Linked DNA regions of Homo sapiens: region 1 is linked to region 2. The links are chromatin contacts, found by Hi-C in ENCODE. All regions are on one chromosome and are shown on one strand. Each heading gives the region's core, a stretch centred on a gene start or an enhancer-like site at or near the end of the contact. The rest is flanking DNA. Distances are from core to core; before and after follow the strand shown.

Region 1 (6,577 bases), core at 3,860-6,359, 540 kb before region 2:
TTTATTAAGAGCTTAGGCAGCCTGGGTAGTCATTCATATCTAAGCATAAATTAGTTTATGAAAAAGATAAGCTAAGTGGTCCTTTGCCTGATGGCGGTGAACCCTGGATGAGCACCTGATGATGACAGATGTGTGTGCTCTAGGCAGATAGGAGAGTGGGTGCTCTAGTGGTAGGCAGAATGTGGAGGCATCTGAAGACACAACGCAAGACAGAAAGGAAAACTTTGAAAATGAGAAAGAGACTGAAAGGCAAACTCTGCCTCCAACATTTTGCCTAGAAGTGGCCTCAACTTTTGACAACATTTTTAGCACAAGTATTGCATTTGACTTAATTTATTTTCAATTTTCCTTCTCTTTCTCCTAGGTTCCTATACAAATAAAAACAGGATATATGAATTATGGTACCATGGGAGCTGTTCTGATGGGATCAAATTATTGGCAAAAAGCATTAAAAATAAAGCTGAAGTTATCTGGAAATTGTCTCTTTAGGAGTTTTAAGCCTGACTGGGTCTGACTCAAAGCACTGACACCCCCCCACCACCCGCCAATCCAGTGTGGGGCACTGATGCCCCGATTTTGCTGGAAAGAACTCTTAATGACTAAGACAACTGCCTCAAAGAAGGCATGCCACTTCCATGAAATATTTGGGAGCAATGCCAATATCTCATTGTGGAAAATTAATCTTTACTATTTCAAACCGGTGGAGTCAGCAGTGGCTCTAAATAGGGTAAGGAGGCAAAGATTCTTTCTGTATAGCCTTCAAGCAGCAACACGGAGCAAGAACCTAACTAAGGATGCAAGGTACAGCCTATCAGGCTGCCCATCCTCCTGCCTGCTTTAAAAATTTTCTTCTCTGTTCTGCTACATGCAATTTTTGTAATTTAAAATTTTAATTTTGGAAAAATTAATACATGCCTTATAAAACTTTCAAATGGTACAAAATGTTAGAGTGAAAAGAAATCTTCTCATCCTTGACCCTGAGGCCTCCTTCCCAGGAACACTTAATGTCATCAGATGACTGCATATTCTTCCAGATGTATTCTGTGTAGATACATGCATATGTGAAACTCCTCCTCTGAAATGAAAGCTCATAGAGGATTGGGAGTAGTGTCTACTTTGGTCACTGCTTTATGCCCAGTGCCTAGAACAAAGCCTGGCACTGATGCTCAATATATATCCCAAAAGTGGAATATAGTCTTGTCCACTTTTTTTTTTGAGCCAGGGTCTTGCTGTGTTGCCCAGATTGGAGTGCAGTGGCACAATCACAGCTCACCGCAGCCTCGACCTCCCAGGCTCCAGGGATCCTCCCATCTCAGCCCCCTGAGTAGTTGGGACCACAGGCGGATACCGCCACGCCTGGCTAACTTTTTAATTTTCTGTAGAGATTGTGTCTCCCTACATTGCCCAGGCTGCTTTCAGACTCCTGGGCTCAAGTGATCCTCCCACCTTAGCCTCTCAAAGTGCTGGGATTATAGGCATGAAGCCACCATGCCTGGCCTCCACTTTATTTTTAACATATTAATAAGTATAGCTCTACTTCATTCTTTTTACTGGTTACACAGTAATTCATTGTATAGATATACTATAATTTATTTAACTAATTTCCTATTGATGGATAGGCAGGTGGTTTCCAACCTTTTGCCACCCTCCCACCCAAAAATGCCTGCAGTGAATGTTCTTTTACATATACCTTTGTGCACATTCCTGGAAATGGAACTATTGGATAAGAAGGCACGTGCATTTTCACTTTTTTTTTTGAGATGGAGTCTCGCTCTGTTGCCCAGGCTGGAGTGCAGTGGCGCAATCTTGGCTCACTGCAACCTCTGCCTCCCAGGTTCGAGCGATTCTCCTGCCTCAGCCTCCCAAGTAGCTGGGATTACAGGCACACTCTACCACACCCAGCTAATTTTTGTATTTTTAGTGGAGACGGGGTTTCACCATATTGGCCAGACTGGTCTCGAACTCCTGACCTGAAGTGATCTGCCCACTTCAGCCTCCCAAAGTGCTGGAATTACAGGCATGAGCCACCACACCCGGGCCTGCATTTTCACTTTTGATAACAGTTGATAGAGAAGTTGAATGATTTCCATTCCCAGCAATAATGCTGGTTTTTCCATGCTTTTGCCAAGTTGTTTTGTGTTTGCTAATCTGATGAGTGAAATATGATGTCTCATTTTTAATTTCTCTTTATGAATAAAATTAAGTATTCTCATAGACTTAAAGGCCATTTGTAGTTTTTTGTTAGTGGGTGCTTATTTATGAATTTGGCCCATTTCTAGGGATATGTCATTTTCATTATTGGTTAGCAAGTCTTCATACATGTTACAAACATTTTTCCCGCTTATTTGCTTTACCTAGGTTTTCAGATCTTTTTGCTGTAGGATTTTTAAAATGACAAGATATTGAAAGAATAAGATCATTTCTTGCACATTTGAAGGCTTGTCCTGTATTGGGGTAATAATGACTGACAGCCCATTATATCTCAGCTGTTCCTTTTACAATGTGCCCGTCCTGTCCTTTTACTCTAAACCTACATGTTCCAGTTTCTGAGTTTTATGAATTTAACTTTGGTACTGCTTACCAAAGATCTGTGTTATAAATATTTATGTAATAATAACATATGCTGAAAACAAATAAAAATGCTTAAGGTAGAGCTTATAGAATATATATAATCATCATGAGTGTTGCCACAATGTAGAAGAAAGAACTCTGGCCAGAGATCTATATTCAAACAATGTCATATTATCCTTATAAGCAAAAAGAAGGGACTGGACTGAACTAGATAGAGCTTAAGGTCATTGGGCTTTACTGTTCTCTTTATTTCATCTATCATTTTTTATTTCACTTTTTTGTTTTTAATTGTGGTAAAATACACATAACATAAAATTTACCATCATAACAATTTTCAAGTGTGTTGTTCAGTAAAGTACGCTTACACTACCATGCAACCAATCTCCAGAACTCTTCATCTGGCAAAAATGAAACTCTATACCCATTGGTCAACAATTCCCCTTTTCCCTCTCACTTCAGCCTCTGGCAATCACCCTTCTACTTTGTCTCTATTAATTTGACTACTCCAGGTACCTCACATAAATGGAATTATACAGTATTTGTCTTTTTGTGACTGGTTTATTTCATTTAGCATAATGTCCTCAAGGCTGATACATGTTGGTGCATGTCTCAGAATTTTCTTCCTTTTTAAGGCTGAATAATATTCCATTTCATTTTTTTTTTTTTTTTTTTTGTAGAGCAGGGTCTTGCTGTTGCTCAGGCTGGTCCTGGCCTCAAGTGATTCTACCACCTTGGCCTCCCAAAGTGTTGGGATTACAGGCATGAGCCACTGTGCCTGGCTTCCATATATGCATGTATTCATTTTGTTTATCCATTTCTCTATGTATGGACATGTGGCTTGCTTCCATCTCTTGTCTATTGTACATGGCTGCTATGAGCATGGCTGTACAAATATTTCTTTGAGACTGTGCTTTCAATTCTTTCAGACCTATATACCCAGAAATCTATTAATCATTTTTTAAATATAACTAAAACAAGAAATTAAAATTAAACATCTTACCATAGCCTTCCTTTCCGTATGCAAATGAAGGGGGTATAACTACTTTTCGCTTTTCTCCAGGGCACATATCTGTCATAGCAATGTCTAGGCCTTTTATGACTTGCCCAACACCAAGAACAAACCATTTGGGGTGGCCTTCATTTTGTGTCCGGCTATAACAAAAAGCAATACTTAAGTAAACTGATTTCAAGAAATCAAACTTGAAAATACAGCTGGGCATTTAAAATTGGAGTCCTCTCTAACCATCATTCCCATATAATCACTCTTTCTAAAACCCTTAATGGGGTGTTTGACTCAAACTTCCCTATAATCACCAGAAAGAAGTATGATTTGCCCAAAGTTAATCATTAACAGCCATCTCATTTTTTAAAATTGTTATCTTTACAAAAACTATTCAACAGTTAACTTTTTAATGGGTCTCCAGCCCCTAACTAGGTGCATGGCTTGTACAAAGAACTCATTTAACTCCCTGGGTTTGTTGTAAAAAAATGATAGGGCAGTTTTAGCCTCAAAAAGTCATTTTAATAGTAATTTAAAATGGTATATTTTCTTATTAAATTCTAATGATATAATTTATTAAATTCTTATTAAATTATAAAATTGTATAAATTCTTATTAAATTTCTCTATTTTATTCTAAATGGATGGAACTGTTTTTCCCAGTCCTATCTTTACAGGGTAAAGAAAAGATTCTCCCTCTGAGTAATAAGCCATCAATTAAATCAGAGTAGGCACCAGGTGGAATGAGGGAGCAGGGCCCACCAGAAGTCACCAGGGAAGTAACTGTTTTTCTTGATAGAAAGTGGCCACAACCTATAAAAATCGTGCTTCTGAAGGCCAGAATTAAATCTCTTTATTCCATGTATTCCTCCGTAAAGACTCAATACTTCTGGCAAGGGAAAAATGTGAACATCCTTATAGGCAGAACCTTGATTTAATTCTGGAGGTCCCAAGGGTAATGGTGGTGGTTGATGTGTGTGTGGATGTATCGTATTTTTGATAATTTATTGCCACAACATTTTCAATACTTTAAATAAAAATATTCAGTTTATTAGAGAAACACTGCCATATAATGTGATTTTTTTTAATGAATAAAGGGCTCAACTTTTACCGTTAAAAAATAAAACCCCAACCAACCAACCAATGAGGCTTCCGCTTGGTGGAGGCAGGCAAGATTTTGTGCAACTGGACGCACGGGCAGCTCGCAGCATTTCCTACCTGCAGTAGAATTTCGAGCCGTCTTTAGCCAGGTAGCCGTCATAATGGGCATTTAGTAGGTCTCCCTTCTTGCTTGTCTTAGAGCAGTTTTCTGGACGATGCAAAACTTCTATTTTCACTTCTTCGGTGCTCTCCTCTTTCTTTTGTCTCTGAGCAGTAAAAAGGCCCCACAGATAAAAGAAAACAATGAATCTGAATAAGAAATGCATGGTTTTTGGCATCGGCTCCAGCAGAACACTGCTCTCCCTCCCGCGTGTCACTCGCGCCCCGTGGATGTCCCGCGGCCGAGTTCCGACGCGTGGCAGGCGTTGTCCTGCGTCACAAAGGGCCGGGGCGGGGCCATAGATGCGGCCCCGCCCTCTCATGGCCCCAACCCCTCCGCCTCCCGCAGCGGGCTCAGCGCGGTTAACGCTGTTTCTAGGCCCTCGGGCTGGCTGTCCTCAGTCTTTAAGATCGCAACGCACACTCGCTCCGCTTCTTCTCGCTAAACCCGCGTATTTTACAGCAGGTTTCCTCAGGGTTCGGTGACAACATTCGCATTTTCTAAAATGAAACTGGCATAAGACGAAATAAACAGCCTGGGATGTCGTAGAGTCAGGGAATATGGTTGTCATTTCTGGAAGCAAAAGGCTTCTAAGACCCCTAGGGAACGAGCAGATAGATACTGGGGGGAGGGAGAGGCATGCTGGAAAAGGAGCGTAAAAAATAGGCTGGCGGTGGCTTTCTGGGTGCTTCGGAGGTGTCCTTGAAGCGCATTCTCAGGTCGGAATCTTGCATTCAGAGGTTCCAGGCTGAGTCGCACAACCTGAAGGCCAGCCCGATGCAACGAAACTGCGGTACCGCAACTCCTCTGCCTGGCTGCAGGCGTTTCCGAGAGCCGACCTCCACAATTCAGCATCCTCCGCTGGCTTGCATTTCTTTTCCCCGCCACTCGGGGCCGCCCTTGATTCGAGGGCCTCTGGTAGTGCGGGGAATGTTCTTTTGACTTTTTTGTACCATCCCATGGGATACGTAATTGTCCACATCAGTCAAGAAAACTTGAGTATTGGGCATGTTGTCCCAATCTCACAGCTAATACGCAGCAGGGATTTGGTCAAATCTGTGTGACAACACCACTTCACCACCAATTTTAGTATGAAAACCTTTAAAATACACAGAAAGTTGAATTCTACAGTAAACTCTCCTACACCCACCATCTGGATCCTGTCATTGAACTATATTATATTTATTACATATCCATCCATCACTCTATCCATCCATCAATTCGCCTTGTTTCCAAGTGAATACCCAAAGACTACCCAAACCAGAAAACCAGCAAAGGCCTTCTGCATTCGCCTGGATTAAGTTCTGGGAGTAGAGGTGCTATTCTACCTCGGTGATGCGAAGAAAAGCCGCAGCACTGAGCCTGATTGATGTGCTTTGCTTAAAGTTTGCAAAATTCCATAAACCTGAAAATTACTGTCGATTATGCAAGATGACAATTGCGTCCAAGCAGGAGTTTCAAAAATCATAAAAGCTAGGGGGAAGTCCCCATTTCTAGACTAAAATTCCGAAGTCGAGTTCCATGTTTTATATTCTAAATAAAATTGTGGCTATCCAAGGTTATCGGCGTGATGACAGTTCCTTGGGGGCCCTCGCCATTCCTTGTCAGAGGACCCCGTCTGCTGCACATTGCCTTCCTAGGAGATAATTTCAGACCCCTTGAATATGAGGAAAATACGAAGCAAACAGAAATAGGAAGGCTTTTATGTATTTTTGAAGAAAAAACAGGATTTTATGTAAAATAAAA
Region 2 (7,029 bases), core at 3,432-5,931:
AACTGATAAGTGGTAGGAATGACACACTGATGTCTTGATACCTTTCGATGCATAAGCAAGAATAAACTTCTTTCTTTTTTTAAGAATGTACTTATTTCTTATTTCCCTGGTTAATTTTACCTAGTGGAAAACAAGTGGAATTCTGGTTGAGGTTGGAAGGTGAGGTTTGGCATCAGGGTGGATGGTAAAGAGCAGAGTAGGCTGGGCTTTATGAACTGCTGAGACTTCATATTTCTGAAGGGTAAAAGGTGCTACGTATGCTGAAGTTTGGGTGAATTGGTCCCCAGGCAAATATTTGATACAAAATATATTCCCTATGTGGGTCACCATGCTTCAAGAAGTGTTTTTTCTTTTTCTTCTTATTTTTTTAATAGAGGAGGGAGATTTCCCACACACAAAAATGTATTAATCTATTCATTTGGCAGATTTTATTTTCATACAGCACGAATATTTGTAAGTTATGATTATCAAATTTTCTACTTTATCCAGATATTTTGAACTTTTAAATAATTATTTACAACAAAAGAAAGTGCATACTGGTGGCCTGTTTATCCAATGTTCTCCACATCTTTCTTTCTTTCTGAATAATAGTTGACTTTTGAAAAAAAATAATACTTATAGTTCTATCTTTTGATAGAGACACCTGTGTTAAGGAACCACACCATTCTATTGTAAACTAAAGAAGCCCATCTTACAAATGAGCTTCCACTTCTTACTTACATCTGATTTTTGAAGAAAGATGCTTTATAGGGGTGTATCTGGGGTGGGTGATAGCCCTTCTTTTCTGTTCCTTGGGAGTTAAGCACACTGGGTTCCCACCTTTCAAATCATTTCTGTGCCCTTCCTTAAATCCTCATTCCCCTGTTTTAAAGAGTAATAAAGCTCTCTCTTCTTGTTGGTGCCATCTTTAAACTTGAAGAAAGTGGCAGCTAGTTTACACAAACTATCCTAAAAGAAAATTAGACACTGTCTGAGGTGAAAAAATACACTTCAATCTATTTGCAAAGTATAAAAAAATCAATTTTTGTCCTTACCTTGAAAAAGAACACATATTCTCAGATATTTTTTAAAAATCAGGGCAGTTACCAAATAAAGCCCTTAGATAAACTGACATCAGCAATAATAACATTTTTTAAAACTAGTTGTTTAAGGGAACAAAATGGAATGCCCAGTTTACAGTGTAAGCAGACTTTGTGTTGACGATGAGGTATGGCACTTATAAGAAGAGCAGCCCATGAAAAATGGCTTGCCTCAAGACTCAGTCAAGCCCAGCTTGATTTAAGTTTTCCTCTCCTACTTGCTTAGTCATTAAACTAAGGAAAATATTTTGGAATTGGATCTGAGAAAAAGATGTTCTGGCCAACATCATAAAGCTGGTTATTTAAAGAAATGCTAAAAGACACTACTTCCCTTTTGCTTCCAAAAGGATAGGAAACCAAGGCTGTGCTGCAATACTTGAAAAATGCACTCTGTCTTTTTAAGTGTGGCTTTGAAATTGCTACTTTTAAGGACAGCCCATTTTATAGACGTTGCACCACCTCAACTGCTATGCGGACCACAAAAAAGGATTATGGACTTTCTCTTCAGTAGAGTGTTAAATGGTCCCCTGAATAGCAATTTTCTAAAAGAGCAAACATATGTGGCATATCCTGCATGTTTTCCTGACACTGGAGTCTATCTGTAACATAAACTGTGGGATACAGGTAGAGTCTCTAGTTTATAGAAACGCACTTAGTTTTACCACTAAACTGGAGGTAATTAATTTAAGACACTTAAAAGTAAAGAACACAAATTTTTAAAAACTTGGGGAACAGTAAATGGTTAAGTTCTATTATTTTTTCAGTCTCTTTCAAATAATGTCACAAATTTCTTTTAGCTTTTGCTGTTGTTTTTCTGAAGGATTTTAGCTAGAATGTTCTACACTTTAGCATCTGCCTATCTAAAACCTGTGAGCCTTCAAGTCCCAATTACAATGCTGCCTTCTCCATGAAACCCTTCTCTCCATAGCAGCAAAAAGTAACTCCTTCCTGTGGGCTCCTTTGTCACTTTCTTTCCACCTTCCTAATGTGGTTGTTATGTTTCACTCTTTGGTACAATTGTGAGTGAGCTAGTTTTAAATTCTGTAGATTACAAACTAGGCGAGAGCAAGAACAGTGTCACTCATTTTTGTACTTATTGGACAGTATAATATTTCTTTTTAAATACAATATGAAGTTAGTGAAAAAGGTAAGTAGCAAAAAAAGTACAAATCAATGTTCTAAAATTCATATTCAGAAAAGATAAGTCAATGAAATATGTTTCAGATAATTCTTTAAAAGCAAATATTAAAAAACAAAAATAAAAATCCAATTTCCATTTGATTATAATTTCCCAAAAGCCAGACCATGGCCCTCTTCTTTGGACACCCACAGCTCCAAGTTCAGAGCATTGCTTTTTGTCAGTGTTAATTACCATTTGGTTGCTCAAAAATAAAACTGTGTCCACTGAGCCAATGTTCCAAAGTCCAGCAAGCCAATATTATATTAGGAGACGAAAGTCTTTTTGGTTCCCAACATTTATCCAAATCCAAATACTTAATATATTTCCAAATATTTCTATCATCTTGATGCATCTCCCTGAAGACTCCAGGAATCAACAAAATATATTCACGGTCTACGTTGCTGATAAGTGAAGCACCTTTATATTTATAAAAAAAAAGAAGACTCCCATAATCGTTATTTCATCTATGCAGAACACTAATGATGAGAGAGAAGCATTCATGTGAAGACATATCAACACCAGGGTCTCACTATTGTACCCTTTGATTGCTCAATACTTACTGCACATCACTTCTTGTATCAGTAATTCTAGTTTAATGACGTAATATTTATTTCATACAGGAAAGCTTTTAGCAGTGTTCAGAAAGAAAAATCTACTCATAAACCGCTTTTATTTTCTTTCCCTTTCTATCCCCTTTACTTCACACTTTGCCTCATATCAAAAGTAAAATGATTATTCTATAGTAGGAAACTACACTTTAATAATTAATATTGACTTTAAAGTTGAAACAACATAGTTCCAATACATTGGTATAGCTCTTAGTCTATTTTGCGGTGATGGTAAGATCATTTTTATAAATATTTATTATTTATTTATTTTATTCATTTTATTGAGACAGTATCTCACTCTGTCTCCCAGACTGGAGCGCAGTGGCATGATTATGGCTCACTGCAGCCTCAACCTCCTGGGCTCAAGCAATCTTCCTACCTTAGCCTCCCAAGTAGCTGGGACTACAGGCATGCATCACCATGCCCAGCTAATTTTTCGAGACAGAGTTTCACCATGTTGCCCAGGTGGGTCTCAAACTCCTGAGCTCAAGCAATCTGACCACCTGGGCCTACCAAAGTGCTAGGATTACAGGCATGGACCACTATGCCCAGCTGGAAAGATCATTTGATAGATAAGATAAGAGAAAATAGTTTCATATTTATTAGCAATAAAGACTGTTATAACCGTCATGTAGAATCCAAAAAGTTCCATAGAACGGGCATGTGTATTTCAAATACAGGTGTGTGGTTTTTTTTCTCTCACTCAACAATGTAAGGAGCTTTAGGGTTAAAATCCAAAAGCATAATTTTACCTAAATATTTTCCTACTCTTTGTCAGTTATGTAGTCCCCACACTCCTATCCAGTGTGCCAGAGTGCTACTCTGGGCTGATCAACACTGCCCCACGCAGGGGAACTAAGGATCTGCATGTCAGAATCCTCCAAGCTGGAACTGGGCCAGTCTTAGGCTTACCTAGAAATATACACCTGATCCCATGAGACCACGTTGGCTGTGATATGATAGCACTTCTCATGGGATCAGGTGTATATTTCTAGATAGCAGCAGGCTTCCATGCTCAGCTTGTGCCAGGAAGCCACAGGATCCAACATCATGGAAAGATCATGAAAATGAGATTTTAATCAGAGTGTGAGTCCCAGCTCAGCCAGTTAATAAACCTGAGCAAGTCCCTTAATCTCCCTGAGACTCAGCTCCCTTACCTGTGAAAATGAGTCCATACCACACTGGCCCTTATTATATATACTAAAATGAGACAATGATATGAAAGCAGTCTCTAAAGTAAGTATGCATGCATTTATGTAATGTTAATTATTCTAATCTAGTTTTATGTGGATTCTATGAAGATATTTTAGTGGTTACAGCTCAGTTACATGCAATGCTTATATTTCTACAGGCTTCAACATTTCCTGATGGCAGTTAGGGTTAGCCATAAATGTTGATGGAATAAATAAGCAAATACGTGGTATGATTTCAGGGATGTAAGGAAAACCTTGATGTTGATAACAAATCCTTTCTCACATGCGGGCTGATTAGCATGTGATTGTTAGCACATCACCTGGCTACTGTTCAGTCTTCCATAAAAGTTAGTAACTTAGCATAATCACCATCATTAATAGTAACCAAAATGTAAGATAATTATAAGATAATAAATACTTTGGAAATTACATACTTCCTTTTATAGGCATTTTATGCCTTTATTTCACTAAGAAGTAGGTTGTACCTTCCGTTGTAAACCATGCTGAATTTGATTTTGAGTTTACACATACTGCTGACAGGCATAATGAATTTCTGGCTTCAACTATTTTTTCTGGTGAAAGAGAAATGAACATACCACCACTTAATTTTAGCTATGCAAACCTAATTGCCCATGCCTATCTGAAGGGGGTGTTACCCTGTCCTATTTGTATAGGCTGCCCCTAATCCAAACTGGCACACAAATAACAGAACTAGTATTCTGATTGGCTTCAGTTTGAAATAGAAGCTGCAGCTAATGAGCTGCTGAAAACCTGAGGGTCACAGCTGTCCCGAGTGGAAATCACCTCTAACTGAAAGCTAGACCACAGCCCTCAGTGAATTGAGAATTCTTGTGTCAACTCTTTAATTTTCAGGGGCTCCTGTGCTAAAACCAAATGAGTAAAAGATGAAATGGTTCTGCCGTCAGTAGGAAATGTCAGTGACATACACAGTAACAGAAAGAGACAAAATTATGAAAAGCAACTTGGAAAATTCTGACATTGTATTGAATCAGTCCATTTGGATTTAAAAAATAAGGATTTGTGTTTTCTTGGTCACTCTTCAAACTAGAACCATTTATTAAAGGACCATAAAATCTGTTTATAATGGAAATGCCAGCTACAACTTAGTCCCTTTATAATTATGAGACTAAGTATAATGTAAATGGAACCAGATCAGATATTTTCTTCTCAGTTTACTGCAAAATAATTGTTCCAAAAATATTTCTTTTGCATAGGCCTAATAAAAGATAGTATTTTAAAACATTTCAATGCATCTAAAAGGCTCTACAACATTAATTCTTATAAATGCGTCTCCTTAATTTTTTCTTTTTGGATATTTGCGTACAAATGACTCTTCCATATCTGTTCTGTTAAATGAAGTAAATAATGTAATTAGAAATAATCTACAGGTGTATGGACCAAATAATTAATAGTAGTTTCTGCTGTTTGAGGGAGTGGTCTGTACGCTTGGATTTGTTTGGATTTCACTACCTTTTTTGCAGAGTTCTGTGGCCTTTCAAGTGACCGAAAAAACAGTCCTGGAAGCTTATCAAGAATACCATTGTGTGTTTTACTGGGGAATCTGAACTCTACCATGCTTGAATAAAATACAAAAATAGCAACAAAGAGAATAACACATTCCCTAAGACTTGATGAAAGCTAGAACAATAGGAAGTTTTTGTACCAAACAGAAAGATAAATAAATACGAGCACTAAGCTAACGTCTGTTCACAGGATGAAGCCAAAGCCGAGGAAAGAGGCAGCTTTTCTACCTTGAAGACCTAGCTCTCTTCCCTGCCCCAAACACTGTTCCGTCTCACGCCACTTATTCCCACAACCTTGTATTAAATTCTACCTTCCCCATGAAACCACTCCAGCTAAATTAATTTCTCTTTCTCCATGAATATGTCTATGGTACTTTCACGATCAGTGTCTTTCATCTGGGGACTTAATTACTCAGATAGTGCCTTGATGTTGTGACTTCACTGTTATTTAACTGCTTTGTGAGTCTACCAGGGTCATTTTGTTCTCTATATATTGTACATCATATATTTCTGGAGGCCAAGAATGCCTTTTACATTTTGTGTGTGTGTCCCTTCCAATGCCAAGGACAGAGGCACACAGTAGACAGGGAAGCTAGCCAGGTGGAGCAGAGCCATCTTGATGCTATGTGACGTGGTTCCTGCAAATCCTATGAGATCCACGGCCTCAGTATTGCTAACTGAGTGGTCCTTTTCAGTCAGCTGAGAAGTGACGCGTACCATCCCTATGACTCCCCCAAATAAGTGGGATCTCATACTACAGTTAATGATTGAAGGGCACACAGCATGCTGGGTATGGGGAATCGCACAAAGGCACACCACTGGAGTGGGAGCCCCAGCTCCATGGCTTCCTAGCTATATGACCAGGGCAAATGACTGTATATACATTTGTATATACACACTTGTGTATGTATTAGTTTCTTCAATTGTAAAATGGAGATTAAAAATAATAAGAGGTAATCATTCAGCACTTACTATGTGTGAAGCCTTGTTTCAAATTCTTTAAAGGTTTCAACTCACTAAATCCTCACATCCACCTTCTGAGGTAGGTATTACTACCTCCATTTCACAGATGAGGAAACTGAGGCAGAAAGAGGATAAGTAACTTCCCCAGAGTTACACAGCCAAGCAGCAACACTGGAATGCACATCCAGGCAGGCAGAGCATACATACAAAACTGCTAAGTTATGTTGCCTGTTATGAAATTTAACTCATATGATTTTTTAAATATTAAACAGATTAATACATTTAAAACATTTAAAATATATGTAATGTTTGAAATTAAATATTAAATTTTTAAAAGTGGTTCTCACTAGCAATCATGCAATAAAAGTCCACTGTGTTATGTTTATACATATATCACAACTTGGGCTCTAAATTTCTTACAACTAATTTAGACAAAAACTATCTTGAAAAGAACTTAATGTG

What was found. A loop is a pair of places that touch in the nucleus more often than their neighbours do. Pooled maps may share reads with other maps.
Region 1: a loop to region 2 is called in a pooled map, with 4 times the contacts of the local background. The contact joins the promoter of FKBP7 here to the enhancer-like site in region 2. A Hi-C loop is called at or near these places in 6 of 37 single-sample maps with no recorded cell type and 8 of 50 pooled maps.

What each region holds. Positions count from the first base shown.
Region 1 is chr2:178,473,491-178,480,067 of GRCh38, forward strand. It overlaps FKBP7 (FKBP prolyl isomerase 7), which reads right to left and starts at 5,110. Exons shown (of 4, transcript NM_181342.3): 1 at 4,789-5,110; 2 at 3,572-3,723. The coding sequence starts at 5,009. It overlaps LOC124906102 (a long non-coding RNA gene), which reads left to right. Exons shown (of 2, transcript XR_007087322.1): 2 at 365-477.
Region 2 is chr2:179,016,635-179,023,663 of GRCh38, forward strand. The region is part of intron 2 of CCDC141 (coiled-coil domain containing 141); the gene reads right to left. Among named protein-coding and RNA genes, the nearest start is that of CCDC141, 30 kb to the right of the region's middle. Within about 2 kb of position 4,682, at least 5 of the 41 ENCODE cell types and tissues checked have a DNase peak (open chromatin) inside an H3K27ac peak, as active enhancers do.